Regions from separate parts of the Homo sapiens genome. Here region 1 is linked to region 2. A link is a contact called in ENCODE Hi-C data. All regions are on one chromosome and are shown on one strand. Each heading gives the region's core, a stretch centred on a gene start or an enhancer-like site at or near the end of the contact. The rest is flanking DNA. Distances are from core to core; before and after follow the strand shown. Region 1 overlaps ROR1 (receptor tyrosine kinase like orphan receptor 1). Region 2 overlaps ROR1 (receptor tyrosine kinase like orphan receptor 1).

Region 1 (6,629 bases), core at 1,524-4,023, 250 kb after region 2:
AGACAAAGAGAGAGCTTGTGCGGGGAAACTCCCCCTTATAGAACCATCAGCTCTCATGAGACTTATTCACTATCACGAGAACAGCATGGGAAAGACCTGCCCCCATGATTCAATAACCTCCCACTGGGTCCCTCCCACACCATATGGGAATTCAAGATGAGATTTGGGTGGGGACACTGCCAAACCATATCATTTGACCCCTGGTCCCTTTCAAATCTCATTTCCTTACATTTTAAAACCAATCATCCCCTCCCAAAAGTCCCCCAAAGTCTCAACTCATTTCGGCATTAACTCAGAAGTCCACAGTCCAAAGTCTCATCCAAGACAACGCAAGTCCCTTCTGCCTATGAGCCTGTAAAATCAAAAGCAAGTTAGTTACTTCCCAGATACAGTGGGGGTACAGGCATTGGGTAAATACAGCCATTCCAAATGGGAGAAATTGGCCAAAAAACAAAGGGGCTACAGGCCCCATGCAAGTCCAAAATCCAGCAGGGCAGTCAAATCTTAAGGCTCCAAAATGATCTCCTTTGACTCCATGTCTCACATCCAGGTGACTCTGATGCAAGCAGTGCATCAGACACCTCTGCACCTTTGCAGGGTAGAGTACCCCTCCTGGCTGCTTTCATGGGCTGGCATTGAGTGTCTGGGACTTTTCCAGACTCACAGTGCAAGCTGTTGGTGGGTCTACCATTCTGGGGTCTGGAGGACAGTGGCTCTCTTCTCACAGGTCCACTAGGCAGTGCCCCATTAGGGACTTGTTATGGAGGCTCCAACCCCACATTTCCCTTCTACACTGCCCTAGCAGAGGTTCTCCATGAGGGCCTCACCCCTGCAGCAAACTTCTGCCTGGGCATCCAGGCATTTCCATACATCCTCTGAAATCTAGGTGGAGATTCCCAAACCTCAATTCTTGACTTCTGTGCACCTGCAGGCTCAACACCACATGGAAGCTGCCAAGCCTTGGGACCTCCAACCTCTGAAGCCACAGCACGAGCTGTACCTTGACCCCTTTTAGTCATAGCTGGAGTGGCTGGGACACAGGGCACTAAGTACCTAGACTGCACACAGCAGAGGGACCCTGGTCCCAGCCCACAAAACCATTTTCTCCTCCTAAACCTCTGGGTGATGGGAGGGGCTGCCGTGAAGACCTCTGACATGCCTTGGAGACATTTTCCCCATTATCTTGGTGATTAACATTTGGCTTCTCATTACTTATGCAAATTTCTGCAGCCAGCTTGAATTTCTCCTCAAAAAATGGGATTTTATTTTCTATTGCATTGTCAGGCTGCAAATATTCCAAGCTTTTGTTCTGTTTTCCTTTTAAAACTGAATGCCTTTAACAGCACCCAAATCACCTCTTGAATGCTTTGCTGCTTAGAAATTTCTTCCGCCAAATACCCTAAATCATCTCTCTCAAGTTCAAAGTTCCACAAATCTCTAGGGCAGGGGAAAAATGCCGCCAGTCTCTTTGCTAAAACATAACAAGAGTCACCTCTGCTTCAGTTCCCAACAAGTTCCTCATCTCCATCTGAGACCACCTAAGTCTGGATTTCATTGTCCTTATCATTATCAGCATTTTGGTCAAAGCCATTCAACAAGTCTCCAGGGAGTTCCAAACTTTCCCACATTTTCCTGTCTTCTTCTAAGCCCTCCAAACTGTTCCAACCTCTGCCTGTTACCCAGTTCCAAAGTCACTTCCACATTTTCGGGTATCTTTTCAGCAGCACCCCACTCTACTGGTACCAATTTACAATATTAGTCCATTTTCACACTGCTGATAAAGACACACCTGAGACTGGGAAGAAAAAGAGGCTTAATGGACTTACAGTTCCACATGGCTGGGAGCGCCTCACAATCATGACGGAAGGCAAGGAGGAGCAAGTCACATCTTACGTGGATGGCAGCAGGCACAGAGAGAGCTTATGCAGGGAAACTCCCCCTTATAGAACCATCAGATCTCATGAGACTTAGTCACTATCACAAGAACAGCATGGGAAAGATCTGCCCCCTGACTCAATTACCTCCCACCAGGTCCCTCCCACAACATGTGGGAATTCAAGATGAGATGTGAGTGGGGACACAGCCAAACCATATCATGAGGCAAGCACAAATGCCATGTGAAACCTGCTATTCTTCTGTAGACACTTGTGTCCAGCCAGAATCAGCTTCAAAAGAATAGCATAGATTTGAAAAAGGGCAGCAGTCAGTCTTGGGACATTAGAACATGGGGAATTAACTGGCCTTGAGTGAAAGGGACCACAGGGGGAGGTTTGGAGCTGACTTATGAATATGGATCCTGTTTCAGCACCTACTGTTGTTAAAGCCCCGTTTCTGTCCCAGAGAACCACCCTGGGCTCGATTCCCTGCACCCTAATGTAGCTCTGTTTTTCATCTGTGTGTCTACTTCAAGTTAGACTCAAAAGTAGAGCAATTATATGACATTATGTTCAAGGCAAAAAGTGACAGAGCAGGCTTCATGTTGCATACAAATGTTGGCAGCTATTGCAAAATCCTCACCGCATATCCTATGGTAATCACTTCCTTAAAGTAAGCAGGAAATAGGTTAGTAGTAGGCTGCTTCACCAGGAGTCATTTCAAATGTATTGTCACCTAAGGTATAACTTCCCAAAGATGGAAAGAGATAAAGCCACTGAGTCTGCCCTCTTTATCCATCTACAGCCACCAAGGTAATTACAGTTTTTAAAAACGCTACTCATAGTTCATTGCTTTCATATCTAAAGTTAAGAGATCTAAAAGTTCCCCCACATCCCCACTTAGCAGTCATGACTAAGGTGAAAAAAGCCACCAGTATCAGCCTGGTCTCTCTTATCAGCAGTTTAGAAAGTACTACAATTTTCCCATCTGACTCACATCTAAATGACTCGCATCTAAAATGTTTTTCCTTAATTTTCCTTCCGTAAAGAGTTCATTTAAACTCTAATACTGTTGCTTTTCAAAAATTTCTAAAGAAAGAAGCATCTTGGAACAATGTATTAACTTCTGCATCAACTTTTATTTCATATAATAATTTTATATAATTTTTTAAAGGCAGATGTGTGTTTACTTTGAGAAGTAAAAATGTTAACATTGAAACTGAAAGCCTGTTTCAGTTTTAAGGTACTTAATTGCCTTACAGCATATAATAAACCGAGGCCATCTTGTCCTTCAACTAATGGAGGGAGTGATAAAGAGATAGGAGCCCGGGACCCTATTCATTCCAGTTTTCCTTTGTACTTGGTTTACTTTGGCACCATGCCTCATGTGTATTTTACACTTCTTTACATTTTGTACATCCCTGTATGACAAATACTTGTCAAACAAAAACTAAACAGATTTATAACCCCTTAACTTGAAATGAGCCAAAATTGAACTGCCAAAACTTTATGACTTCATTTTCTTTCATAGTTTTCCACCACATTGGTTCAAACAGACAAACTCCACTTGAGGTCAAGCAGAGGTCATTTCACTTTCATTACTAAAATATAATTTACAATATGCCAGACCTAAACAAGTTTAGCCTAAAGGGTTTGTATAATGTAAACCATCTGTTCCTCAACAATACAGCTAATTTCCTGCCATCACCGTACAGTCTACTGACTGCTTCTTTAAGGGTTTTTATGATTTTTTAACTAGTTCAGGATTTATGTAAAATTTGAAAATGAGTCTATAGTTAGGATTCATTTGTACCAAGTAACTTGAGCACCTTAAAAATGCAAATCACTGTGGAAATTGTTCCCCTGAAACCAAGCTAGGAGCATTTTTTTTCTGGGCACTTCTTTGCTGGCAGCTGCACAGGTGTTCGAAGGGAAGATTTTGTGGACTCTGCCATTTTAGATGCTTTCCATGCCTCTTTGCAAAGCAAACCCCCCAAATTTAGTTTTCAGTAGCTCTAGTAAATGACTCCTTGGAGAAGACTTGGGATTATATGCTATATGGCCCACTGGATATTGGTGAGATAGGACAAGATACACTTTGGGGTAAAATCTACTTTCTTTCATGTGTCTGAACAGGGAGGAAGAACAATTATAATTCCATAGAGTGACCACATACTGAAGGCTAACCTAGCTCTGTGAGGTGGCAGGCCTCTCAGGCTGAGCCTCCAGAGACATTCGGCTTCAATCTGGGATTGCTGGCCAGCAGGCTTCTCTGGTTTCAAACAGAATGCTGGGGCCGAAAAACAGAGAGCCTTGGAGTTGCAAGTGTGGCTCTTTCGGCTCTCCTGAAAATTCTTGATACTTTCTTTAGCCCCTTTCTCCATCTGTAAAATAGCAAAATTAGGCGTTCTGTTTCCAAAGGCAAGTATATGAGAACAAATTTGCTTACCTCAGTGGAGGGGAATGCAGCTGGCCTTCTTAGCCACGAAGCCCCAAGGCCATGTGTAGGGCTGATGCCAAGGTCCTGTCCACCTCTTCCTCTTTTCCCACCTCCAGAAGTTTGGCTGGCTTGCTTCCTTTACCCATCTGCTACCATCCACTCTTCCACACGAGTTCTTGTTGCCTTCACCTTCATTCACATCTCAGAGGAGCCAGCTACAGGCCACTCAACTTCTCACCCACCCTCAAGCTCCAAAACAAATTCCCTGTCATTTTTAAAGGATTTTTTTTTTTTAACTAGCAACTACAGGAGAACAGAGAAAGATTAACAGGAAGAAAGTTAAACACTCTGCAACTACTTAAGGCTTAAATGGATCTAAATCATTTGCATTACTTTACTTCCTGGATGACTTTCCTAATAAGGATAATAAGAATGATTTAAAGGGCACTTATTAGGTGGGAATTACGTTCATACATCGTTGTATTTAATTCCTACTGCAACAGCTCAAGCTAGATAGTACATTAGTTCATAGATATGGAAACAGAGGTTCAGAAAAGTTAAGAAATTCACCCAAGGTCAGTGATTAATATTATAAGACCTATGCCACAGGATCATGGTGTTAAATAAGTTAATATTTGCTAAGTGCTTAGAACATTATCTGGCACAAAGTAAGTGCTATGTAAGTATTAACTATTATTCATAAAAAGCAGCAGATTCAAGATGCAAACCCAGATTTATAGGAGTCCAAAGCTCACTTAGTTTGAATTATGCCATACTGCCTATGGATACTTTTCAAGCAGTGAAGGAGGAGAGGGTATTGGGTTTCTAACTCCTCATTATACCAGCCTAATATTCCATGAGTTTACTTCCTAATTCCCATTTTCCACAAAGAAGTTTTAGTACTCAGTCCCTTAAAGTTCTCTGTCTCCAAAAGCGTAGAGATCTTATTTTTGTCAAAAAGTAAGTGATGTCTACTTTGCCATTCAAGGGACCTTCACCTAAACTGGATTTATTTACATCATTAGGAAAAGTTCTCATGGAAATCTCCAATCTTAATGTCATGCAGGAAAAATTCACCTTGAGTTACTCTTGCCAGCAAAAGTAAAATCATCTGAGTGCTACAAGACAAAAAAAGTAGGGTTGGCTCAACTGGTTACCTTTCTCATCACCCACACCTTGCTCTCTCAAAGGAATTCTACAAGCTCCCACAAGAATACAGACCCTAAAAGCAAAAGGAAAAATGGTGGATGGACTTACAATTGCAAAAGATATTTCCTAGTTCAGTAAGATGGGAAGATTCGCCTATTGTTTTTTTTTTTTTAAAAAAATAGTTATTTAATTTAAAAAAATAGTAATTTAATAAATTAAATAGTTATTTAATTTAATATATTCACCTGGTTGAAAAATTTTAAAGCATAGAAAAGCAGAACCTCTGCCCCCCTTTTTCTAGTTTCTACTTCCATACCCCCAATAATCACTGCTATCTATTTCCCAAGTATCCTTTCGTAGTTTCTTTATTCTTATACAAAGAAATATGTTTCATGTGTTCTTTTTCTCCTTCTCTCTTACACAAAAGCAGCATCCAGCATTAACTGTTCTGTTGCTTTTTATTTTTAGCTGAGCAAAGGATTTTGCAGACCTTCCCATACCAGTACATACGAAACGTCCTCATTCTTTTTTTTCAAATGTGGAATATTCTATTTACTAGCTCCACTGTAATTGATTTAATATATTCTCTATAGGGACATGGAGGTCATTGATAATATTTTGCTATTACAAACAATACTATATTGAATAGAACTAGATCAATAAGATTTAATTTACTGAAAGTTTAAAGCAACAAATTACCATTACTTTCAGCACAAGTAAACTTTCTAAAACTCATTTCCAAATATAAACCTCACAAAATCTGCTTTGATGAACAAATAAGACCAATTTATAATGAGACAGTTTATTTGCATAGAATAATTAATGTTCCAAAATCCCCAATCCCAATTTGTCCTTTTAAGTGAGTATTTTGCTGCAAGTTTATTTACACTTACAATTAGGTTAGTGGGCATTTTGCCCTGGAAAATATCAGCCTAGAACAAATCTAATCATCATGAATTCTAAATTAGTAGAGTTTGGATAAGAGAACTTTTTTACCAAATTATCTAAACTGTTGTTTTAAACTCTGTACAGAGAGCTCTGGATTTCATATGTATTTCAACATTGTCAGTTTCAGTTAGAATTTTCAGGGTAGTATTCTTTTTTAAAAAATAAGGATTTGAAGGATGGGGATTATTTGAAAAATCAGTTGTATGTAAAATGCATTG
Region 2 (6,416 bases), core at 2,601-5,100:
AACATAGTGCTCTGATCAGCTCAAAGGTCCCACCTCCTGATGTGAGACCTCTGCTTCCACCTGGCCTGCATCTGAGACTCCTTGGCTATTGACAGAGTAGGGGGAAGTGAGACAGTGGCCCAGGGTGCCAGTGATCTCATGGCTAAAGTGGATCATTTTACTCTCCTGCATTGAAGTTACTCACTGCATTAAGGGTAAAGAGCAAAACCCTCAATTTCTCCTATAAAGCCCTGGCCTACCTTTTGCTCAAGTCTCACCATTCTCTCTGCAGTTGCTCAGGCCTACTTTCAGTTCCTAGACTGTTACTGTGCAGGGTCCAGCCTCAGGGCCTTTGCTGTCCTCTGCGTGTGAGCCCTTCTGCTCCCTTCCCCTTCAGCTTTCAATTCTTCTTTCCTTAAGTCAACATTACATATTATTTCTTTACGGACACTGTCCCTGAACCCAACCTCACAGCAGAAGACATCAGGTGACCTCTTACATTGGTCACTGGGCACCATACTTTCCCTGTGGCTCCTGTCCCAGTTTATAATTATACATTTGTGTGATTACCTGATGAATGTCTCCTCTTCCACTGGACTGTGAATTCCATGAGGGTAATTCTGGCACTCAGTCTAAGCCTGACACCTGGCAGGTACTCAAAGGGTATTTGTTTAAGAAATTAATTATTAAATGTATCACAGATACATCAGAAGATGCAAATAAGCAAACAGGAAGAAAAAAAGCAATCACAGTTCTACAACCAAAGAAAAGCCACTTTCCATTTTTTGGCATATACTTTAAAATTTTTTTTCTATTCTATAAAATAATATGATTTTCCCTTAATAGTATGGTAAACAGGATTAAGCATCCACTAAATTTAATTTGCCATCATTTTATTCAACCAATCCCCTATTGCTAGACTCAAATCAGATTTGTATGATCTATTGTTTCATGGAAACCGATGCAAAATTATAAAAAATTAAATCATTTTTGCTTCTCAATCAGCATTTTACTTTATCCAAAAGGAGTATATGATGAGAAATCAAGAGTGACTGTCCAGGAAAATGGAGATGTGGCAGATGGAGCTGCAGACCACGTGGGGAGAGCCCTGGCCACAGGAAATGACTGTGGTTGGTAGAGGGGAAAGTATTGGACAGTTAAGGAGTTGCCACCTGCCCCTGGTGGAGGCAAATGTTGTTTTGTGGAAAGCACGTGGCATAATGACAGGGCCTCTGCAGGCTCAGTGATGTGGGTGAGCAAAATGGCTGTCTTGGGATTATCTAGGAGCTTCTGAAGGCAGTAGGGTGGTGGCTAATTTCTTAATGCTGCTCTCCCATCCTAGTGATGGGCAGAGAGGATGAGAAAGCCAGCTCTGGGGAGACAACTGTTGTTCCAAAGTGAGGAGTCACCACTACCTGCCATCTCGCAGACTCTTGTCTAGTGCCCCCTTGAGGCCATGCTTGTTGTTAGCCCTGACTCGGGTGCCCCGGCACCTGCCGTAAACCAAGCTAGACCCAGATTGCGTTTGGGTGCCTGGAACAGGAGAAGTTTTAGGAATTTATGTTAGAGATTCACCATGTTGTACTTTCTGCCAAAGCGTCCCTCCCTGAGTCAGAATAGTGGAAGGCTGACTATATTCCACCCAGCACGACGCACTGAATGCTTGGTATGAGCAGCACATCATACGACAGGAATCTCACAACAAAGCAATGAAGTAGTTACCACTATGATCTCCACCTTATAGATGAAGTACCTGAGACTTGGAAAGTGTCAAAACCAGAATTTGAACGCAGGTCTGTCTGAGCCCAGACCCTTTGCTTTTTAAACCACTCTTTATGAAGAATCTCAGTAGGTTCTTAAGAACGGGGCGTGGTACTCTCTAGAGCGTTTGTGACCCAACACTATGAATTGAAACAAGGCAAGCTCTGTGCTCCCATTTGGGGAAAGTTAATATTTCACATGCTCTCGAGAATTTAGGAGCTTGGTAAAAACTTACTATTAAACAGGGCTTTTCTTTAATTCCTTTTGTTTAAAAATTTTCTTGTGAAACACTCTATATACTGTGCCTCCCTCTGAGACGTCAGTGGTGCCAGAGACCGTTAGGGAGTTTGTGTAAATAGAGAGAGGGCCAAATGCTGCCCACACAAGTAGTGAGGCATGAGGCTGAGTGCGTGGAACAGTTCCATAGCTAGCCCTAGGCTCTGAAGAGTGTCCTGAGACCTCATCTGGGTCCCAAAATCGGTGGGCAGTGCTGTCTCCGCGAGACAATGACCAGCATGAGGAAATACCTTTAACCATTCATCTTTTTAAAAAGATAAGTTTGCTAAGCAAATAAAACCAGTTAGCCTTGAAAGTTCAGTATTAATGAATGTTAATGCATATCTTGAGATTTTCTAAAAAACTGACAAATCTTCCAAAAGACAGGAATATCTAGAGGGTAAATAACAGGACTAAAATGCTTTGAAACATCTTTGAAATGATGGTTCAATGCACAGGGTCAAAGGGTAGGACTGGTTCTCTTCAAGCATTTTAAAAAAATGCCTCATTTTTATTTAACATTGTTTTGGGAAGGAGTGCATTATATTGACACATTGAGAAAAAAATTCCTTTTTGTTTTTCTAAAACTAATAGGAGCTTAGGCATTATGATTAAGGACCAAAAAGAGCCAATGCCGATGAATGCCCTCTTTCTTCAGCTGTAAAATTTAATGGCCGCTACCGAGAGGTTTTTCTTTTAATCAGCAAAAAATTTATTTTGTCCTTGACATTTTATGCCAAAAATCAGCCCAGAGAATGTGTTTTATAGCCTGGGCTGAATTCCCCTAAAGGTAGAGTTTTCCTATGAGCAGTGTTCATTGAATTGGCTTTTTTTTTTTTTTTTTGCACTAGATAACTATATTAATTTATTAGATAATCTTTTTATTGTTTCAGCAAGATAGAGGAAACTTACACAGAGACAGCAGAGCATAATGGGTAAGCATCTGGGTTCTTTTGGAAGACGAGATATTGGTTTCCATTGGCCTTGCTACTTCCTGTCTTTCTGACCTTGAGTAAATTACTCTTCCAGAGCCTGTTTCTTTGTTCAATTGGGGATCATAATAGTGCCGCCGTCATCATGCTGTCATGATTAATGCACCTAAAGCATTTAGCACAGCTGTCAGCACTTATTGAGTATTGACTAATTATTAGCGATGCACAGTGATCTATAACTTAAAGCTTCGTCTCAGAATATGCCTTCTTATGATCTGATAGTAATAGGAATCAGCAGAAAATAAGGTGGTTCAACTATCCGGGAAAACTACCAAATATCCGCTTAGCAGAGGCAAAATAAATGTAGCTTAAATGCAGCTGAAAATGCTGAAAGCTGCTTTTGTTTCTCATGTTATAGAAATGCAGTTATTTTTATTAAAAGTGATGGGAAATCCATCTGTAATCTCCTGTCTTTCTTTTATCTGTTTGTAAAAATAGCTCAGTAAACCCATAAATGCCAAGACCCTGTTCAGTGTGAGAAACATTGTTGGGCAGGATGGGAAAGTTCAAAGAAATATCAGATGCAATCCCTGCTTTGGTGGAATATTTGGTGTAACTTGGAAAATTAAATGGAAAAAAAATTAAACAACAAAACAGCACCCAGCTGCCAAATAAGTGAGGAAGGAAAGACCTCAGGCTGAAGCACTGGTGATGGGAGGAGGGATTTATTTGAGCTGGTTTTTCAAAGGATGGGTAAGGAAAGAATAGCAGGAAGGCGTCTCATAGGTATGGTTTAATGGTAAGAGCAAAGTCAGTGTAGTGGCAAAGAACAAGGCAAGAGGGTGGAGTGGTTAGCAAGTGAAGGCTCATTAATGCTTAAGGCTACCTTTGAAACAGAAGTGTCTGTCTGACCGGATTCAGGAGGCCTGTCCATCACGCCATTCTCCACCACCATGATTCATTACTCCAGAGTCTCTTATCTTCAAATCAAAAGCAAGACGAGAGGCAGATACAGATATGAGGAAGTGCTTTGCTTTTCGCTACTCTGCCAAACATAGTTTACATACCAACACTGATAATCTGTCAGCCCACCTCTCCTGGACACTTAATCATTTCCCTGGAATCCACTGGAATAATTTTTTTATGCATTACAAAGTATGCTTCAGAGTGTCTATTTCTTAAGATAAGTTTGCATTCCTTTAACCAAGTGGCATTCCCACAAAGCCCCAAGGTGGCCCGTGTTACACATTCCTTCTTACAGCCAAAGTGGTCAGTTAGGAAGGCAGCTACCTTCATGGCCTGTTAGTAAGAATGTTGGACACTTGTTGGGCATTTACTCTGTGGGAGACACTGTTCTCAGTGCTTTACATGTCCAAATTCATTTAACTCTCCAGAAGAGGGAGCAGTAGGAGAGAAGGGTGATGAACAGACCCTACAAACGGACTAAATTATTAAATAATGAATCAGCAATTAGTTCTAAAAATGTTTATGTAGTGCTTACTGTGTGCCAGACACCATGATTAAAGGACAATCGAAGTAACTCGGTAATCACCTCTGAACTGCCAGTATGGGTGTTTTATCACCTTCCATGTTCTGTGTTGACGGTTTATTGAACACATTTTGAGTTCTTCAGGGCAGTGCTTATTAAATTCAGCGTGCGTTTGGATCGCCTGGGAATCATGGTAAAATGCAGATTCCGATTTGAAAGTGCTGTGGTGGAGCCTGCGAGTTTGCATTTCTAACAAGCTCATGGGGGTGGCGACGCTGCACATCCAGGTGACCTCTTGAAGTAGCAAGATCTTAGAGAACCAAGTAAATGGCAGAGGAAATACAAGCAGGATAAGACAGGAACATATTGTCACTTTCACACCAGAAGAGGCAGTAGGCCTGGATTTGGCCCCAGGCCCCAGTTTAACATGATCATTATGGTTGTTGTCGCTACCATGTGCACCAAAGGAATCTAAGAGCTTGGAACCTTAAGGCCCAATGGCACGGTTTACAATGCTAACACACCTTAAAGTTAAAGGAAGAATGTACGCTATCCTAGGAACATGACTGATAAGGTGCGGCAGAGAGAGTGGGGTGGGGCGGGTGGGGTGGGAGGCTAGAAGTCAGGAAACCTGTGTTCTCATCAGGGCTCATTTACAGACTTGCTATGTGACCTAGTTTAATCACTGAGCCTTTCAGTGTCCCGATATCCTCATCTACAAAGCAGACTGGTAAACATCTGCTCTGCCCACCCAGGACTGCAGAAGTGAGACAGGATGCACAAAAGCTCTTGGGAAAACCAAAGAAACACTGCAAATGTGCATTTTTATAATTAAAAAATATAGAGTCTGTCTTCAGCAGTAGGCAGGAAAGAGGGGGTATCTCAGGAGCTCCCACTTTGGTTTATGTCTCTCTGAGGGCTTGTTATGCTTCTCAGCCTATTCTGTATTCAGGAGATGCATAGAGCTTCTGGCTTCATGCTGTTTCAGAGCAGCCCACTTCAGCCTTTTCTTTACCAATAGAAACCCCTAGACTATCACAGCTTGTCCTTCTTGCACTGAACCCATTAAGAATAAAGAAAGTCTCTGGGCTGGGGAGTGGAAGTGAGGGACATAACATTTACTGAGTATTTTATGTGAGTTATTTTACTTAATCTTCACAACACTCCTAGGAGGAAGGTAGTCTGAATTATGAAATTGTTCCAATTTCATAGATGAGGCACCTAAAGCTCAGACAGGCTCACTTGCCTGGGGTTTGGTTTTGTTTCTCTTTGTAAAAGGTAAGTCTTTTCAATTTAGTAGGTCAAAACACGTGATTCTCTCCTTTTCATAAGACTATAAAGTTAGCAACCTCTGGTATCTGGTTAACAGTTCACTTTGTGCAGGTTATTCCAGAGGTAGATAGCATGAGTTTATGTCGAAGCCCAGGATTTTGTGCCAAACATCCGTCTCTTTGCAACAGAATTGGAGAATTGTTCCAGAATTCTTTGAATTCTTAATTTGCAGAATTTCATAAAGAGTTCTACAGCTCACTTTTCCTAGGAATAGAGGAGAGCGGCAACTGAAGACAGCAGGCTTTTTCTTTTTAGTATTGATGATGATGATGATGAGCTTTAACACAGCTTATCCAGGTAATCCTCATGTAGTGCTGTGATGTTGATGGTTTTGTTACCCATATTTTAGAGAAGAGGAAACTAGAGACTTAGAGGGTTAAGAGACTTATACACAGCCTAACTATTCCAAGTGTTTAGGACTAAGTGGACTTTAGTCTTGGTTTTTCCAGCTCCAACTCTGAGGGTTGTTTCCATATTCCCCTGTATTACATGGATTAACCAGTGTTAGTGACCATCCGGCTAAGAAATTAGCAGTGGCTCTCAGTGGAAAAGAGCTACTTGATTCTAATGATAGTAATAATGAAAACAACTGCCAGCTTCCTGTGCTGTTGGTAGGGCCTCCTGGGTTGGCCCTGTCACATCCCATC

Evidence for each region. A loop is a pair of places that touch in the nucleus more often than their neighbours do. Pooled maps may share reads with other maps.
Region 1: a loop to region 2 is called in a map of PC-9, with 12 times the contacts of the local background. The contact joins two enhancer-like sites. A Hi-C loop is called at or near these places in 2 of 168 maps with a recorded cell type or tissue (MCF 10A and PC-9) and 4 of 50 pooled maps.

Annotation. Positions count from the first base shown.
Region 1 is chr1:64,169,383-64,176,011 of GRCh38, forward strand. All of the region lies in intron 8 of ROR1 (receptor tyrosine kinase like orphan receptor 1), which reads left to right. Among named protein-coding and RNA genes, the nearest start is that of UBE2U, 31 kb to the right of the region's middle. Within about 2 kb of position 2,774, at least 8 of the 41 ENCODE cell types and tissues checked have a DNase peak (open chromatin) inside an H3K27ac peak, as active enhancers do; they include PC-9, where a contact is called at or near this core.
Region 2 is chr1:63,916,646-63,923,061 of GRCh38, forward strand. The region is part of intron 1 of ROR1 (receptor tyrosine kinase like orphan receptor 1); the gene reads left to right. Among named protein-coding and RNA genes, the nearest start is that of ROR1, 150 kb to the left of the region's middle. RefSeq lists a silencer at 1,417-1,486. Within about 2 kb of position 3,851, at least 4 of the 41 ENCODE cell types and tissues checked have a DNase peak (open chromatin) inside an H3K27ac peak, as active enhancers do; they include PC-9, where a contact is called at or near this core.